Linked DNA regions of Homo sapiens: region 1 is linked to region 2. Evidence: chromatin loops called from intact Hi-C (ENCODE). Cell type or tissue: adrenal gland. All regions are shown on one strand.

What was found. A loop is a pair of places that touch in the nucleus more often than their neighbours do. Peaks named below come from ENCODE experiments on the same cell type or tissue, not always from the same donor. Only the 100,000 strongest peaks of a DNase experiment are listed, where the experiment ranks them.
Region 1: it touches region 2 in a loop (4-fold over the local background); 9 of 110 quality-filtered maps call a loop at or near these places.

What each region holds. Positions count from the first base shown.
Region 1 is chr10:99,229,664-99,237,663 of GRCh38, reverse strand. It overlaps HPSE2 (heparanase 2 (inactive)), which reads left to right and starts at 1,812. Exons shown (of 12, transcript NM_021828.5): 1 at 1,812-2,151; 2 at 5,159-5,316. The coding sequence starts at 1,862. RefSeq lists enhancers at 234-734, 735-1,235 and a silencer at 3,383-3,502. In adrenal gland, no CTCF peak of the experiment used is centred here; a DNase peak (open chromatin) is centred at 3,410; H3K4me3 peaks cover 1,778 bases; H3K27me3 peaks cover 5,104 bases.
Region 2 is chr10:97,910,554-97,918,553 of GRCh38, reverse strand. It overlaps CRTAC1 (cartilage acidic protein 1), which reads left to right. Exons shown (of 15, transcript NM_018058.7): 5 at 898-1,054. Among named protein-coding and RNA genes, the nearest start is that of MIR3085, 39 kb to the right of the region's middle. RefSeq lists an enhancer at 3,485-4,061. In adrenal gland, a CTCF peak has its summit at 3,624 (motif pointing left); a DNase peak (open chromatin) is centred at 3,703; H3K27me3 peaks cover 773 bases.

The sequences.
Region 1 (8,000 bases), 1.3 Mb before region 2:
CAACATCCAATACTTCACTATGTAACAGCTTGATTTAAAAAAATCATCTTTAAATAATATGACTTGCATTTGCTTTCTCCCATATCCTCATCTTATGCAGTCCTATTTCTAGAAGGTCGTCATGGCGCTTCACAGATGAATGCAACATAATCTCGATTTCCTGGGTGCTTAGGTTGGTAGAGGCTTTTCAGGGAACTTCAGTTGAAGGTCATCTATTCCAGCTGTTTTCAGATTTGTTAATCCTGGTCTGGGTGGAGGTAAGAGGATACAGGTTGCTATTACAGCGTTTGCTGGGCTTTAAGACTAACCCTTGTCCATCCACTTCTGGGGAAAACCCTTGCTCTGCATTTTAGGGTTTTGCTTGTTTGATACCAAGGAGGGCCCTGGACGCTTCTGCGTTTCTGACTGCCCGCACTACATAAAGTAGTTCCCTTCATCTGCCAAGTAGAAGTCCCATTTTGTCTCAGAAAGAAGCCGAAAGTGGGGCCCAGCAATGTGACTGCAGCAAACTGTGCCTGATCCCTTTCCCGCGCTTCAGGATAGGACCTAGAGTTCAATTTGCAAGCTGTTGTGGGGTGGAAGCTCAATGAGCAGCGGCGGGTCGTGCATCACAGCGGCTTCCGGCTGTTATTCCCCATCCAGGGCTATGTGACTCTGGTTTTGACTGGGGGCCGAGATGGAAACCCGAAAGTGTCACTATGGTCCCATCTGGCACTGTAAAGGCGCACTTCCCTGCAGGAGGGCTAAGTATAGGATTGACCTCCAGGAGGGTCTGGAGGGGGGACTCTACCTGTGCAGCAGAATAGAGTGGCCAAGAAGTGGCACAGTTGGACGCAGAGCCGCCCTGACTATCCAAGCACAGCTCAGGTAGCTTCGACTTGGCCAAAGCCAGCATGTATTGACGCTCCCAAGACGCTTATTCCTCGGTTGCGGGAAGAGCAGAGCAGAGCGAGGGCGCATGTCCCTTTTGGCCCTCGGATCGGAAAAGCTGCTTGACCAGGTCACTATGTTTTTCCTTCTTGCTACTCTTTGCCCTATGGAGGTCAGAGGATGCTTCGGTGTGGCTATCCAACGCGTCACAGAGATCAGGGCTCCTCTTCGGGGAATGTCCTTCAGGGCTCTATGCTTTGACAGGAATCACCGCCTCAAGACCCCTCTGCAACTTAACCGCCCTTGGTATTGCTGCTTCAACCAGAAAAGGGCCCTGAGCGGACGAAGTGCCTGACGCTGTCAGGAGAAACAAGCGTGCTGTCGGTGGGAACTCTATCCCAGCGCGTCCCGGGTTGGCGCTGGGGCTTTCGGGTCGGAGTCGGAGCTTGAACCGCCCTCCAGAGCCTCTCAGGGAAGGACGTAAAAACGAGACCCTTTGCTCTGTACCCAGACGGTACAACGGCATGGTTTGGATTCCTCCCTCTGCTTCCTGACCCTAGAGGGTTAAATTAGGAGGGTACAACGCCACCCTTTTCTCCTCCTTCCCGCCTGCTCCCCTCCCCTTACCTTTAAAAAGTTAAAAAATGTCTGCAGTAGAAATCTCTTAAAGGGGCGGTGCCGGTGTACGAGTTCTCTTGGCAAGAGTCACGGGGAAGGCTGGCTAGGGGCGTGAGTTCGCTCCACCAGCACCAAAACACTGAAAAAAAAAATTAAAAAAAATTAAAAAAAAAAAAGAAAAAAACAAAACGAGCGAGCGAGCGAGCGAGAGAGAGAGAGAGCGGGAGAGAGAGAGAGTGTGTGTGTGTTGGGGGGGTGGTGGGAGGAAGGGAAAAAAAGGGGGGAAAAAGGCGGACAGACACACACTTTAGATAAGGACAATTAGTCACTAGCGAGACCCAGTAGGAAGAGAGGTTTAAATCAGAGGGATTGAATGAGGGTGCTTTGTGCCTTCCCTGAAGCCATGCCCTCCAGCAACTCCCGCCCCCCCGCGTGCCTAGCCCCGGGGGCTCTCTACTTGGCTCTGTTGCTCCATCTCTCCCTTTCCTCCCAGGCTGGAGACAGGAGACCCTTGCCTGTAGACAGAGCTGCAGGTTTGAAGGAAAAGACCCTGATTCTACTTGATGTGAGCACCAAGAACCCAGTCAGGACAGTCAATGAGAACTTCCTCTCTCTGCAGCTGGATCCGTCCATCATTCATGATGGCTGGCTCGATTTCCTAAGGTAAGGCAGGGGTTTCGATGGATCATTTAAAATTTTTTAGTAACACCCCCTCAAGCCCTTCCTATCCCCCATTCCAAAGGGGAAAGAAGAAAATAAGCCAAGCAGATCTCTCAAAGAGAAGAAAAGAGGTTTTCCTTCTCCTGGATTGTGTGCTGTGAGGCTGTAACTAGTGATTGAGAAAAGCAATGTTTTCTATTAAGATGCACATGTTTGCAATGCAGAAGGCATTTCAGAAACTTATCAGTTATGACTGAAAAAATGTTGTGCTTACATATATCCACAATTAGCCTTCCCGTCTACTTCTGAAAAAGAAACAAGAGGTTCAGAGCAGTTACAAAAGCGAAGAAAAGGTCTCAAACAACAAAGAGCTGAAAGGAATGGGTATGTGTGTGTGTGTGTGTGTGTGTGTGTATGTGAGACAGGAGAGTGTGTGTGTGTGAGTGTTCAAGCGGGATTGCACGAAACTGGAATTTTCCACGGAAAGATCGTTTCGTCAGTTCTCTCCCACTCTCAGAAAACGAATTTAAGCAGAGGCTTGAGTGGTGGGCAAGTTGGATCGGAGTTAAAATTTTTTATTTTATATCCTCCGCTGTCATTTCCAGACTTCAGGACTTTGTAAGGCGCTTTTTATAGACGGAATGCCCCCCTCCCCCCGCCAGTTCCTCCTCCTTAAATCTCCTGCGGTAACTGCACAGTTTAGCTTTTCTTTAAAGGAAAAAAAAAATCCTCGCTGGGGTCACAGCGTTATAAGGGAAGCGGTAAGAGTCCTAGAAATACTCCAGGGAGGCTTCGGAGATCTGAACTCCGCACCAGCAGATTAGCAAACCCGGAGGTTTGTGATCCCCTTTGCTCTAGGGCTTGTAATCTAATTGGGCTCACACTCTTCCCGGGTTGTTGCAGTTTGGCAGTTAGGCAACTGCGATCCCTTCCCATCAGGGACAGAGTTGCAGTGTAAAATAAGAAATAAATCCTCTGCAATGTCGAATCCAAGTGTTGAGTTTTTAAAAATTCCCTACAAGTTGGAGCCTCAGCTGTGGGTTCCCCTCGAAGAGCCCTCAGCGCTCTCAGTCCCACTTTGCCCCGAGGCCAGGTCCGTTGTGCGTCCTTCGTATTTTTCACTCCTTGCGAAATTCGAGTTTTGCTTCTTGAGGTGCGCCCGCCTCTCAGCTCTTGGGGTTGTCCCCCTGGCCCGGGTCGGGTCTGCGGACGCGGCAGGTAGCGGGAGGCGCCACGTGGAGCGCTCCTTCCACGTGGAGGAAAGGTAGCCGGAGGACTGAGAGGCTGTAGCTGCCCTTGCCGAGGCCGTTTCGGTTCCTGTTGGTGCGGTTGCCGCGAGGGCGGAACAGCCAGCTCCGCGCGGCCCAGCTTCCTCTTCGAAAGCTCTTTCGTGCAGCAGAGCGCGTCTATGAGCTCGTCCGAATGTAGGGTGCAACGGAGTTTTCCGCAACGCTTGTCCCACTTTCATTGAACTCCTTCAGCTGCGCAGACCCCCTTTCCCCCACCAGCTTTCTTTCTTTTTTTAAAAAATCTGCCTGTTCGCCTAATGCTTTCCTGCCTCAGAAAAGAGTCTGGAAGGCAGATTTTCGGGGAAGAAGTCCTGGCGGGGCGCATTCGCATTGGCTGTGCAGGCTTCTGGATGAAAGGTTGTTGGAACTGCCCTTTCCCCAGGACCGGATTCGCGCGGACGTCTCCTTTGCCACAGTAGGCCCACGCGACGCCCTGACTGTGCCTGTCCTGGAGTGCGGTCCCGGAGACTTCTGCCAAACGACCATTCTGGTTACAAGACCCTGGGGTAGCCACGTCTCTTCTCAAAAAACTCTCCAAAAGCAGAGTCTGTTTTTTCTTTCTCGTATCCACCTCCTTTATGATGCTCTTTAACGTCACCATGTGGATTTGGGTTTTCAGAATCTGAAACAGTAAAGCGTTAAAAAATAATTTACAGACCCGGAACTCAACAGCTGATCCCCTCTGCATTATCAGTATCTGCATTGCTCCTTTTCTACTCCTTCCCAAAGCAGCAGCCTTTGGCTTTTAAAAAACCTATTGATGGAAATCCTGACCTTAAATAGATGCAAATGCTATTGTTTTGTGCTCATTTAGTATCCCATAACGCGCAGGTTCCACATTTCGGCAAGCTTCATTTTCCCTAGCGGTTCCAAACGGCCCCAAGTGGGAAAGAAGAAAGATGGAGCCTAACTCGGGGGTGGGGTGGGGAGGAGGATGTTACCTTTCCTGAGATCAGGCGGAATTATTTCAGGGGCCAAAGAGACTTTGCCTTTACTGTGTGTGTGTGTGGTGGTGGTGGTGGTGGTGCGGGAGTGGAGAAGTGTTCTTGGAAAGGCGAGGGTTTACCCTGGGGATCTCTCCGTCCGGGGATTTGGGAAACAATGCAGTTTTTACAATATAGTGAAAAAGGAAAATCAACTCGGACATTAAAAGAAAGAAAGTAGGAATCCACTTAAGCTCAGGCGCCGGGCCTGGTCTGAGAGAAACAAGGCAGGTTTCACCTCCTGCACGGAGGTTTGTGGGGCCCCTGGGGCTGCGGAGGCAATGCCGGCTTTCAGCATACAAGTTTTTGGCAACGGTCGGAAGCCAGAGGTAGGCGCGCCTAGCGCGTCTCCGCCCGGAGCGCTTTCCTGGCAGTGGCAGAAGCCGGGCAACTGCGCTTTAGCGCCGTGCTCGTAGCACGTACACCCACCCCATACAAACACTCTATGAACAAACACTATCTGTAGCCTTTAGGAGATCAGGATCTGGGTGTCTGCGGGAGGGGGCCGCTGCGGGCGTCTGGAAGCGGGAGGCACAGCCCCCAGAGCCGGGCGGTGAGGGCGGGCTGGGGCGCAGGGCAGCGGCCAAGGGCCAGCGTGGACTGCCGGCTGGGGCAGGCACAGAGCCTCTAGCCCCGGCCAGGTCGCCCTCAGGGAGTAGGAAGAGGGCCCTTCTCCGTGCCCCACGCGCTCTCGTCCTGTCCTGGGAACCTTTCCTCTCTTATTCTCTTCCTCTGCAGCTCCAAGCGCTTGGTGACCCTGGCCCGGGGACTTTCGCCCGCCTTTCTGCGCTTCGGGGGCAAAAGGACCGACTTCCTGCAGTTCCAGAACCTGAGGAACCCGGCGAAAAGCCGCGGGGGCCCGGGCCCGGATTACTATCTCAAAAACTATGAGGATGGTGAGAAACTTGATTACCATTCTTTATTTGGGGAGCGGAAGCAAGCACCCGCTGTGTTTGTGTATCTGTGTGTTCGTGTGTCTGTGTGTTCGTGTGTGTGTGTGTGTGTGTGTGTGTGTGTGTGTGTGTGTGTATGCGCGCGCGCGCGTTGGGGCAGATTTGGAGAGCCTGGTTGCACCTCGCCTGAAAATGAAAAGTTGGAAGCTTCAGATGAGGAGACACTGCAGTGTGGAACTCCTGACCTCATTGCGCAAAGGGGGTTCTCCAGGTTGTTCTCACCCAGCTGCCGGCCTTTTGCTGGGCGGCTGTCTTGGAGGCTGAGAGCTGGTAGCCCAAACTGCTTAACAGGCTGTTCCTGCGGGGTGTAGATGCAGCAGGTTTTTTGAGAAAATTCAGCCAGGTTCATAGATTATTAAAGGTCAGAGTCATATTTCATTGCTAAAATTCTAGGCAAAGTGCCTTTCTGTTTTTCTTATTTCTTGCCTTCCTGTGATTAGGGTACAGAAGGAATTCAGCCGTTTTTGAAACCCACTCTAAAGTTTTCTGGAATAATCCCTTTTAAATTGGTCCCTTGTTGAGGAAGGTTTGGAAATCTCCACAGTTAGTTCTTCTTCAGATTGCCTAATCTCAGAGTTGCATTTTTTTTTTTCTGTTTTAAAATGGGATTACAAATGCCAGCTTTCTTTCCTGACGGGATTAGATAAGTGTTGGAAGGGCTTTGAAAACTTGAAATCTTATTTCAATCTGAGAGGCCAATCTTTTTTGGTTTGAACGGTCTCATTTTTACTAGGGATAAAAAATGAAAATGCTATTGAAAATTTTTTGTTTAGAAGGTTAGGTGTTAACATCTATGAACTTCCTGTTTAAGTGGAGGGATGTACTTTCAAAGAGGCACGATGGAGGGTATTGGCGTTTCTTGAGCTATTGACACTGTTAAGATTGGATAGAAGAGGCATTAGTGTCCATTCTTGGAGGGCTATCATCCCCGTTGCTGTTCCTTCTTATAAGTAAACTAGTTTTATATGTAAAGGGCTCAGGGACAGATTTTCAGAGCCTTCTGAATTTTGTTATATCTTGTCCTTACAAATCAGCTAAAGGAGCAAATGCCCTTGTATTTTCTTGGGCCTTCATTGAAAAGTACTTCTGGAGAGGTATTGGAATGTATTTCAAGGGTGGCAGAGGAACATTTTTTTTTAAGTGCCAGAATAGAGAAAGAGGGCAAGGCTAAGGCTTCTTGAGTTTGGAGCATGACTAGGACTTACTCTTTTATAACATTTGCCAAAGCATGTAGGTGTTTAAGGCTATATCTTTTCAAAGATAAAAGTCATTGCTATGAAAGTATGGATTGCAAGTAGACTTTTGCTGTCACTCAGCATAAATGCTGAAAGGTAAAAGATAGTCTTTAACAGCACCTCCTATGGTAATTTGACCCAGAACCTTATAGCTCCCAGGGTCACTGTCAGCTCTGTGATCAGACATAAGAAGGGAGAATATTAATGGTTTTTCTGATATTAATGGTTTTTCTTCTTCCAATCCATTTGAACTACTTCCTCTTTAGTTTGTGGGAAAACTTGTAAGAGCCCCAGGAATTGCTGGGGGTGAGGGAGGGAGGAAAGGACCATTATAAGTTTAGAAATTGGTCTGTTTCTCCCAACTTTGTACCTAGGATTATGTTACACTGAGAACAATGAGATCTGTTTAAAATGAAGGCTACAATTTGTTTCCCTTTGTGAAAGGAGAAAGTGGGCATCATGGGGAGAAAAGAAATTGGCAGAAGGCAGTGCCCTGTAAAACTATATAAAATTAAAAAAAAAACATAAACGGAAAAGATCTAAGAGGTTACCTTCAGTCCTCTATCACGTTAGGGGCCAGTATAGGATCATTCCATATGGAATCCTTTTCTTGTTTTGTCCAACCTGGCATTAAATATCTCTAGGAATGTAGTTTTTCACCACTCATAGGGGAGAGAGTTCTTCTGTCCCATAAGCTTTTGCTGGGAAATTTCTCCTGAATTTTCCCTTTATAAGGATTTACAATTATTCCTGTTTGCATTTTTTAGACATCTATCTTCAAAATAATTTCTGCCTTTGGTGTGAGTGTTAGCTTAAAAAAAAATGTTTCCTCATAGCTGTTTTTTATCTAGACTACCTGGATCTAATTCTTTTAAAACTTTCTTTAAAGTCAGTCCTTCCAGACACTAATCTGTTTTATTGCTCCTAGCCGAACTCCTTTTGATTTATGTTTTCCTAGTAATAAGATGCTCTGAACTATATCAGTATTTGAGGCTTTAGCAGAGTTAAAGAGAATGAGAATGTCCTATTTCTGCCCTTTGAAGCTCACATATCCTTAAATTACCCATACTGTCTTTGTTGTTGCATGTTGCATTGCAGAATTCAAGGCAAAATGTTCTTGGTATAGTCTCAGCAATTTTGAAAACATTATGCTTCTGTTGTCCCTTTTCATCTAGTGATAACTGTTATCATCATGAGCATCTTAAAGTAATTAAGCCTTCTTAGGAAATGGTCCTGTAGTAAGCACTTGGGCATAAAGGCATCTTATTAAAAAATGTATTTACTTAGACGTAGTACAGAATAACAACATACATTTTGAGTAATAAGATATACCTACTGGCACATTATGAAACTGAATGATACAGTGAAGAGAAAATGGAATTTGGACTTAGG
Region 2 (8,000 bases):
GGCACATAGTTAGAGCTTAAGAAATATTTACTGTCCAATTAATTGGAGGGAAGTGATGAAAAGGATGAGAGAAAAGCCAGAAAACTGATTTAGAAAGTGTGTGGATCTCTTGGGAAGAAGTCATCCATTGAAGAAATAGCACCATTATAATAACAGGCAGAAGAGAAGAGTCTTTCATCAGCAGTGTTTTGGACTAGAGAAGAGAATGACTCTTGCACGGAGGAGCTGGTGCCCAGGGCTGCTCCTGGATGCAAAGGGAAAAGCAAATCTTTGAGACAGTGTTATAAAGACAGAAGTGATATTATCTTTCTTCCTGGTAATACAGGGGAAATAAGGGAAGGGACGAGGGAAGTAGGACCCCTGCAAATCTGTGCCTCTCGTGCTACCAAAACAGAGGAATGAAGAAGCGCGGGGTGGGAACAGGGGGAGGGAGATGGCTCAGGAATTTGCTTGTCATCTTGGCTGGAGTGAGCTTGAATGGGAGAGAGAGACTGAGAATAATGGGAATTGGTAGATCAATCAATCAGCAAATATTTATTGAGCAGCTACCCTGGCTGGCAGCTGGAGAGAGCTCAGCTGGAGGGAGGCACATTAGAAAATTGTCTATAAAAAGGTGGTTGTGGGGGAGAGGGAGGGGTGTGTTCTTCTGGAACAGGATGGAAGGAAAAGCAGCCTGCTTTGTTGTACAACTCCTGGGAGTGTCATTCACATGGTAGCCTTTGTGAAAAGCCCCTCTGGAAATGCGCCATGCACAGCCTGCAAGGCCATTTGCAACAGACCTGGGGAGAAGAACCCAACCCTGTGAAAGAGCTATGGTCCTACCTGGGGTGGGGAGGGGGCGGTTTCTGGGATGAGCCAAGGTGGCCCTGCTCACCTCTCCCTTCCCTTCTTCCTCAGGGCTCTGGACGCTACTCTATCTACATTGCCAATTACGCCTACGGTAATGTGGGCCCTGATGCCCTCATTGAAATGGACCCTGAGGCCAGTGACCTCTCCCGGGGCATTCTGGCGCTCAGAGATGTGGCTGCTGAGGCTGGGGTCAGCAAATATACAGGTATGCAGAGTGACATGGGAGGTAGTATGCTGGAGGGGCTGGGGCTGGGGGCCAGGGCCCTGCAAGGCTGAGTCTAATTCATCAGAGACCACAAGGAAAGGGTGGCCTTATGTCCCTGGTGAGGGGAGATGAAGGCTCCATTCCATCCTGCCACCCACAGAAGGCTTCTCCCACACTGCCTCTCCAAGCATTGGTGAGATATCTGGCAGGTACGAGTTTTGGGGTACCCAAGAGGGGACATCTGGCTTGCTGGAAAGTGGGATGTGAGAACACCACATCATTTTCTCCCTGGAACCTCTTGCCCCACTGCCTCTGGTAACCTCAATGATGGGTGAGCAGGTTCTGTAGGAGAAAACTGACAAATCACAAAAGCCGAGATTTAAAGCATTCTTTATTGCCAAATCGCAGATGAAATTATTTACTTACACATAAGCAACCAGGAATTGAGTGCTAAATCCCTAGGCTTCAGCTGGGTCCCGTCTCGGATAACTGAGCTCAAAGAATTGAGTTCTTGTTCCAAAACCTCTCCAGCACTTTTTTTTGAAGGCACGCTCTCCCCTCATCTTTCTGGTTGGGGGACCTATTGTCAGACTCTCTGACAGGGAGATCTTTCTAGGGAAGGCTGTTTTTCTAATTCCAGCACGGCTGCTGACTAAACTCTGATAATCTGCCAATAGACTGCTGATGGCAGAGCAATCCAGTTCCTGTTTTGGGTGCCAAAAATCAGGAAGCCAGAGCTGTACACAACAACTTGTCATGTGAACTTAAGCCACATTCATACCAGACCTGCACTTGGGACAGAGAGATCCTCTTGTTGGTCGGCCTTCCCAACATACCCATCCCAACGTGTGCAGCAGAGGCTTCCAAAGTGGCAGCCTCCCTCAGTCTGAATCCTGGGGCTGGAAGGATGGTTGAGGGGTCCTTTGGGGTACCACCCTGCCTCCAGACACCTGGGTGGTGGCATCATCTCAAAGTCCTGCCCAGAAAGGGTTGTCACTGCCTCTCCTGAGTTTACAATGCCTTTCCCTAGCCACTTTTCACCCTGGTGAAAGGGGGAGATTAATGTTGACCTGTCTTACAAAGTTTGTGGGAACAAATGACTAGACAATAAAATGGTTAGCACAGCTCAAGCCCCATCTAAGTGCCTGAGAGCTCCGCGCGTGAAGGTACCATGGAAAGGCTGTATCAGTAATAAACTATGTTTCCCCCGGAAAAGAAATAAACATGCAGGCGCTTCAGCCTAGATTTGTACAGTCAATTTTTTCTGCATAGTTGCCAGTTCTGTGCACTGGGCTGGCTTGGCAATTAAGTGCCTTGATCTTGCAAGGGAAGGGGGGTGCACTGGGGGGATGAAGCACTTGAAAATGACAAGGTGGAAGGGAGGCAAGGACTGGGAGAGCAGGCTAGACACAGAATAAAAGAATCTGGAGGTTGCGGCTGGGTTTGAGCATGAAGGGGGCATTGTTCACGCTGGCTGGGCTGGCACAGAACCGAGGAGCGGGAAGGAGGAGACCCAGAGGAGGCAGATGAGGAGCACAGTGGGGATGGAAGCACCAGCCAACTGTGCCGGCTGGGCTGGAAGGACGGGCAGTTCAAGGAAGAAGCAGCAGCTTTGGTGGAGGAACAGAGGGAGGCTGGGGCAGCTGGCGTGCCCAGAGGACGTGTTCGAACAGCTCTGCAGACTTCCAAAAGCCATTTGGCTGACAAGAACCTATTTGGCCCACCATGTTACTATTCTGTCTGCGCGCCTTCTCCAGCCCACCCTTTCCCTGCCCGCCAAGCCCCCCAACACTACCCTGTAGCCCCCCTTGTCACTCAGCTAATGACACATGGACGTCTGGCTGGAAAACTAGCCCGGAGTGTCCCCCACCCCCGAGCCCCAGGAATGGACCCCAAATGTAAGGGCCGCCATGCTGAGCCCGGCCTGATGGCTGAGGCTTTGGGCGCGTGGCCAGCGCTCAGCACCACTGTGGTGCCAGGGGGCCTGAGAAGCTGGGAGGAAAGCAGGCAGAAGGGGCAGGCCATGTCCAGATGTGCACTCAGGGAGCTGGGAGGTCCCTGGAGCCAAGCCACACAGCACCTGCCTGCTAGAGAGCTGTATGACCTGGGAGAACCTCCCATTTTACAAAGAACAGACGGAGATCCAGGGAGGAGAAGGGACTCGCCCAAGGTCACACAGGAGGTTGGTAGAGAGCTAGCACTTAGAGCCCCATCTCCTCCTGATGCTTAAACTGCCACAGCCCGCTGACCTTTCCGATGACCTCCAACTTAAGAACCCTACCAGCCTGCAAGACAGGAGGGGCTGTGAGGGGAGGCCCACACCCACTGGGATGACAGCCCCAGGCTGGCACCCGGACTTGAGGCAGCCCCACCCGGGTTGTTGTGGCTGAAGCAGCTGCCTGGCTGAGTGTTCAGGACAGCGGGGGAGGTCCAGCCACCCCAGGGCAGGCTAGGCAAAGGTGCTATCCAGGTACCGGCCTTCAGCACTGCGGGAGGGGGAGGGGAGGCCTCCTCTCTAGACATTATCCATTTCCGCAGCTGCAGCTGCTCCGCTGGGTCACAGTGCCATCTAGTGGCCACCATGCCAGCTCTCGGGGGACTCGAGGGCCCCGGGAGGGTGGCCAAGCGAGAGATTGGGAGAGAGACTGGGGCAGTAGGAAGACCACTCTCCCATCCCCTGGTCCCCAACTTCCCCAGCTGCTTGAGGCCTCTTGAAGCCGGGACAGTGCCGGGAGCTGCCCTGCCTGGGAATCCTGGGAACTGGGTTCTGGACATGGCCAAGGCCCTGGCGTGGAACCAGATGGAAAAAGAGGAGGGGAAGGTGAGAGGCAAGAGTCCTGCACTGCCTCCGCGGTCCAGGCCCCAGTGACCTTGGGCATGCCCCTCAGCTTTTCTGAGGACATTGAACTAGCAGGTGAGGGGACAGGGTCTGGAGCCAGGCCACAGGTGCAGGTCCAGCCTACCCTGTGCATTACAGCCTAGGCAGTAGTGGGCAAACTATTCTCCCAGCCTCAGTTTTCTCATCTTCAAAATGAGAGTGTTGTGAGAACGAAAGGAGGCGCACATGGGACATGGCTGGCACATGGCCTGGCACACGGGCAGTGCCCACCTAGTATAGCAAATACCAACACCTTCCACTCTGAGGCTCTGCCAGAGCGATGCCAGGGCCTTCTGCTGGGCACCTCCTGGGTACAGGGAGCACTGTGCAAGGTACAGGGGGATGCACAAGAGAAGCAGGCCCAGCCCCTGCCTGGGAAACATTCTCTGTGTGTCCCCCCAAACCTCCAGTCCTGGGCATGGCCAGCGGCATCTTCATCCCCATCCCCTCTGGGGTCCATCTCTCTGCTCTCCTTCCTGCCTGCCCTGCCTCCCCTAGGCCTCGCCTCCTCCCCAGGAACTCTGCATTTTGGCCTCACCCTTTGAGGCAGCATCTGTCCAGGCTGCAAGGTGGTGATTAAAGAAGCCTTAAAAGAAATTCGGAAAGAAAATGAAGGTGGATTTATGATGTCAGGTGGGGAGTTTTGCTGTTGGCTGGGAGCAGTATGGAACAAAGCGGAGGGCAGATCTGATTTATAGGAAGTCATTATTGAAGGAGACGGAGATGCCTAAAGCCCAGCTGAGGCCTTCTGGCAGATCCTCACCAGTGAGCTCAACCAGGGGCTACAGAGTGGGGGCCAAGGGGCCTCCTAGCTTCCCAGGTGGGCGCTGGCCTTTCATCGGGAGTGAAGCCAGATCTGACAGCCAGGGACCAGGCAGGGCTGGAGTGACAGGCTCCCCAGCCAGGGCCCGGGACCCCCAGGAAGTGCAGCACGGGCCTGCTAGGGGTACCCAAAGCCCAGGACACACAGAGACCTTTTCCCTGGGGTGTCAGATGCATTTGATGAGTATCGGGGGGAACATTGCGTTTCTTTTAAAACAAACACAGATATGTTATAGAATTGAAATGTAATTTTTGTGTGCATTTTTCTCAACACAAGAGATTTTAAAGAAATGTCAAGCCTGTGGCTAGCCTCTCTGGGTTATACCCCTAGGCTACACCCCCAGGCTTTGCCAGTGCAAATCCCTCCTCTGTCAAGAGGAAACAAATGATGGGGCCTGTCCTGCTGCCCCACCCCTTGCCTTAACATTCTGCAGAGACAGGGCAGGAAGGATGAGCGGGGGTGTATCCTTGTCTAATACCCGCCACACAGTCAAGTCCTGCCCAGGCTCTGAAGGCTCCCAGAAGGCTTGGGAGTGGCAACACCAGCACCTACACAGTTATCTTGTCTTATAATTTTTCAGGAAATTTAGGATGAGAGACCCTGTTACCATCCTGCACTTGATCCTCACATCCCATTTTCCAGCATGTTTACACACACACACACTCTCTCTCTCTCTCTCTCTCTGTGCCCATTCCTGCACCACGTTTCCAGCATTTCTGCCCTACTCATTTACAATATCTTGGATGCTCTTGGCAGCCTGCGAATCATGGCATTCACCAGAATCCTGTTTCTATTAAGGTCTCAGCAGATGGCCAAGTTCCCTGGCCGAGGGGCCTCACCTCAGAGTCTCTGCTGATGCAGAGGGTGCAGGGCTAGATGGGCACAGGAATCAGCCCCCAACATGCTTATCCTGTGTCCACCCTGGAGGATGCATTCATTGCAAAGTAAGCTAGTAGCAATCTTGGAGATCTTCTCAATTCCCACCCACTTTACAGGAAGGAAACTGAGGCCTGGAGAGCATGCTTCCCGTGATCCTGAAGGAGGGGAGGTGCAGAGGCCAGGCAGGAAGCAAGAGGCTTTACCTTAGCACCACGAATCCTTGTGCTGCCTCATCCCTGGGTCCTCAGACCCACAGCTTGGAGAAGTTCAGCTGCATGCACACCCTCCCTCCCCACCATCTTTCCCTGTCTCACCCCCCAGTCCCTGAGGGCTGGCCCAGATGCAGTCTGAGAGATGGATTGTCTGCACCCGACTTGTACTTGGGTCTGCATTGCCAGCGTGCCAGGGCTCAGAGGTAAAGGGATGGTTCTTGAGGACAACCAAGGCTGCCCTTTGGGGGTTGGGCCCAATGAACAGATCATCAGAGTGCCAGAATGTGGCTAGGGGAAATGGGGACCTCCAAGGGGCATTTTCCCCTCTAACTCCAGCCCCTACCCAGCCTGATGGGCAGGGTGAGCAGAAGCCTTCAGCAGGGATGGGCAGGGAGGAGCAGTCACACCCCAACAGCAGAACAAGGAGGTCTTTGAAGCCTGAAAGTGCTGGGAAAAAATAAAGGGATATTATTCACCCAGCAGGTGGTAAATAGTCCCAGCTAATGACTGTGTGGCACCTGACATTTTCCAAGGCACCTTCCAAAAACCAGCTCACTTAATATTTATGACAGCCCCGAGAAGGAGCCATTATTATTATCACTCTTATGTTCTAGCTGAGAAAACAGAAGCCCAGGAAGGTTCAGTGATGAGCCCAAGGTCACACAGCTCAAACTTGGACTTTCTGACCCCCGGTGCCGTGGTGTCTCCCACAACCAGCACTGCCTCTCCAGCTCCGAGAGAATGCGCTGGCCTCAAATTATAAAAGAATTAATTGATGCAAGGTGGAGTTAATTCCCTGTTAGAACATCATTCTCCAAAGCTAAATAAAGATGTTCCTAACTGCCCCCTGGGTGACCGAATTTGGTGTGTACTAAACCTTAAGAGATGGAGGAGAGGGAGGGTGTGACAAAGGAGAGAGGAGAGGAGGGGAAAGCCCTGGTAGAAGACATTTGCTGAATAATTGGCCTTTGACATTGGCCTGGCAGAGCATAGGCATGGCAGCCTACATAATGATGGGTGGATTCTATTGGTTTGAAGAAGATTTGCTTGTCGACCTGGGAGTCGTTTCCCTATGGCATCAGTGAGGGGTGCAGGTACCTGGCTGCCCCACCTCAGCCCCCCGTTGGGCCCCCATTGTAAAGCTGCTGGGGCTGGCACCCAGGAGGCCAGCTTCCTGACTGTCGACTCACCTGCTCCCCAACTATGCAGCCAACTTGCCGAGAAGGAGGTGTGGGTAACATCTCTGTTATGGTCCGGTTGCCATGGCAATAAATTGTGGCTAATTAGTAGTGTGGTTACCATGGCAATTTTCTAGTAATTACAGGTTACAAATGGTACAAGGCTTCAACCCAACCCAATTAGTTAATTAGAAAGATTTAGAAATTTGTCCAAAAGGGAAATAACCTGCTTTGTAGAAAATGAAGGGAATGTGTCACAGCTTGGGAGCCAGAGGCAGAGAGGAAATTGGAGGATGTGGAAGCGGAGGAAGAAGGATGGAGCTGCGTGGAGGCAAGTGCCTGAGTCCCACCTGGAATTTCCAGGGGCCCGGGCAGGGCTGAGGGATTCTCAGAGAAGCTGGTAAGACCAGGGCAGGGACAGCTGCCAGCAACCACTTAGTGGCACCTCTTTTAATGGGCAGAGGTGGTGCCCAGGTTGTGACCCCACATCCTTTCCTGCTGGCTTTAGGACAGGCCTCTGGAAGCCACCCATGCCACTCCATAGCTCCCATCATGAAGAGTGGATGCTGTGTCTTGGAGGACATTCCAGAGGAGCAATGTGAATTCAGTGGCTTCATTTTCATGCGGCTTGGGCTCTCTTTGGCAGCTAATGAGATTATCTGGGAGGAATCTGGGAGGCATCCAGCCCAGAATGTGTTAACTATGAGCGCAATAAGAGTGGCAGTGCCATCGCCCCACCTCATCTCCCTGGCCTCAAATGCCAGCTCTGGTGGGCAGGCTCCATTTGCATAGGCGAAAAAGGCCCCATGATTTCCCCTGGGGGCATCTCTCAGAGGATGGGAGGCACCTAGAGACCAAGAGAACCCCTGTCTCAAATAAGCATGGTCACTTTGGGGAAACCTCTGCCCCATCCAGAGGCGGGCCTGGCCTTTCTTTACACAGGTGTACTTGAGCTTTCGTTTATTTTTTTAAAAAT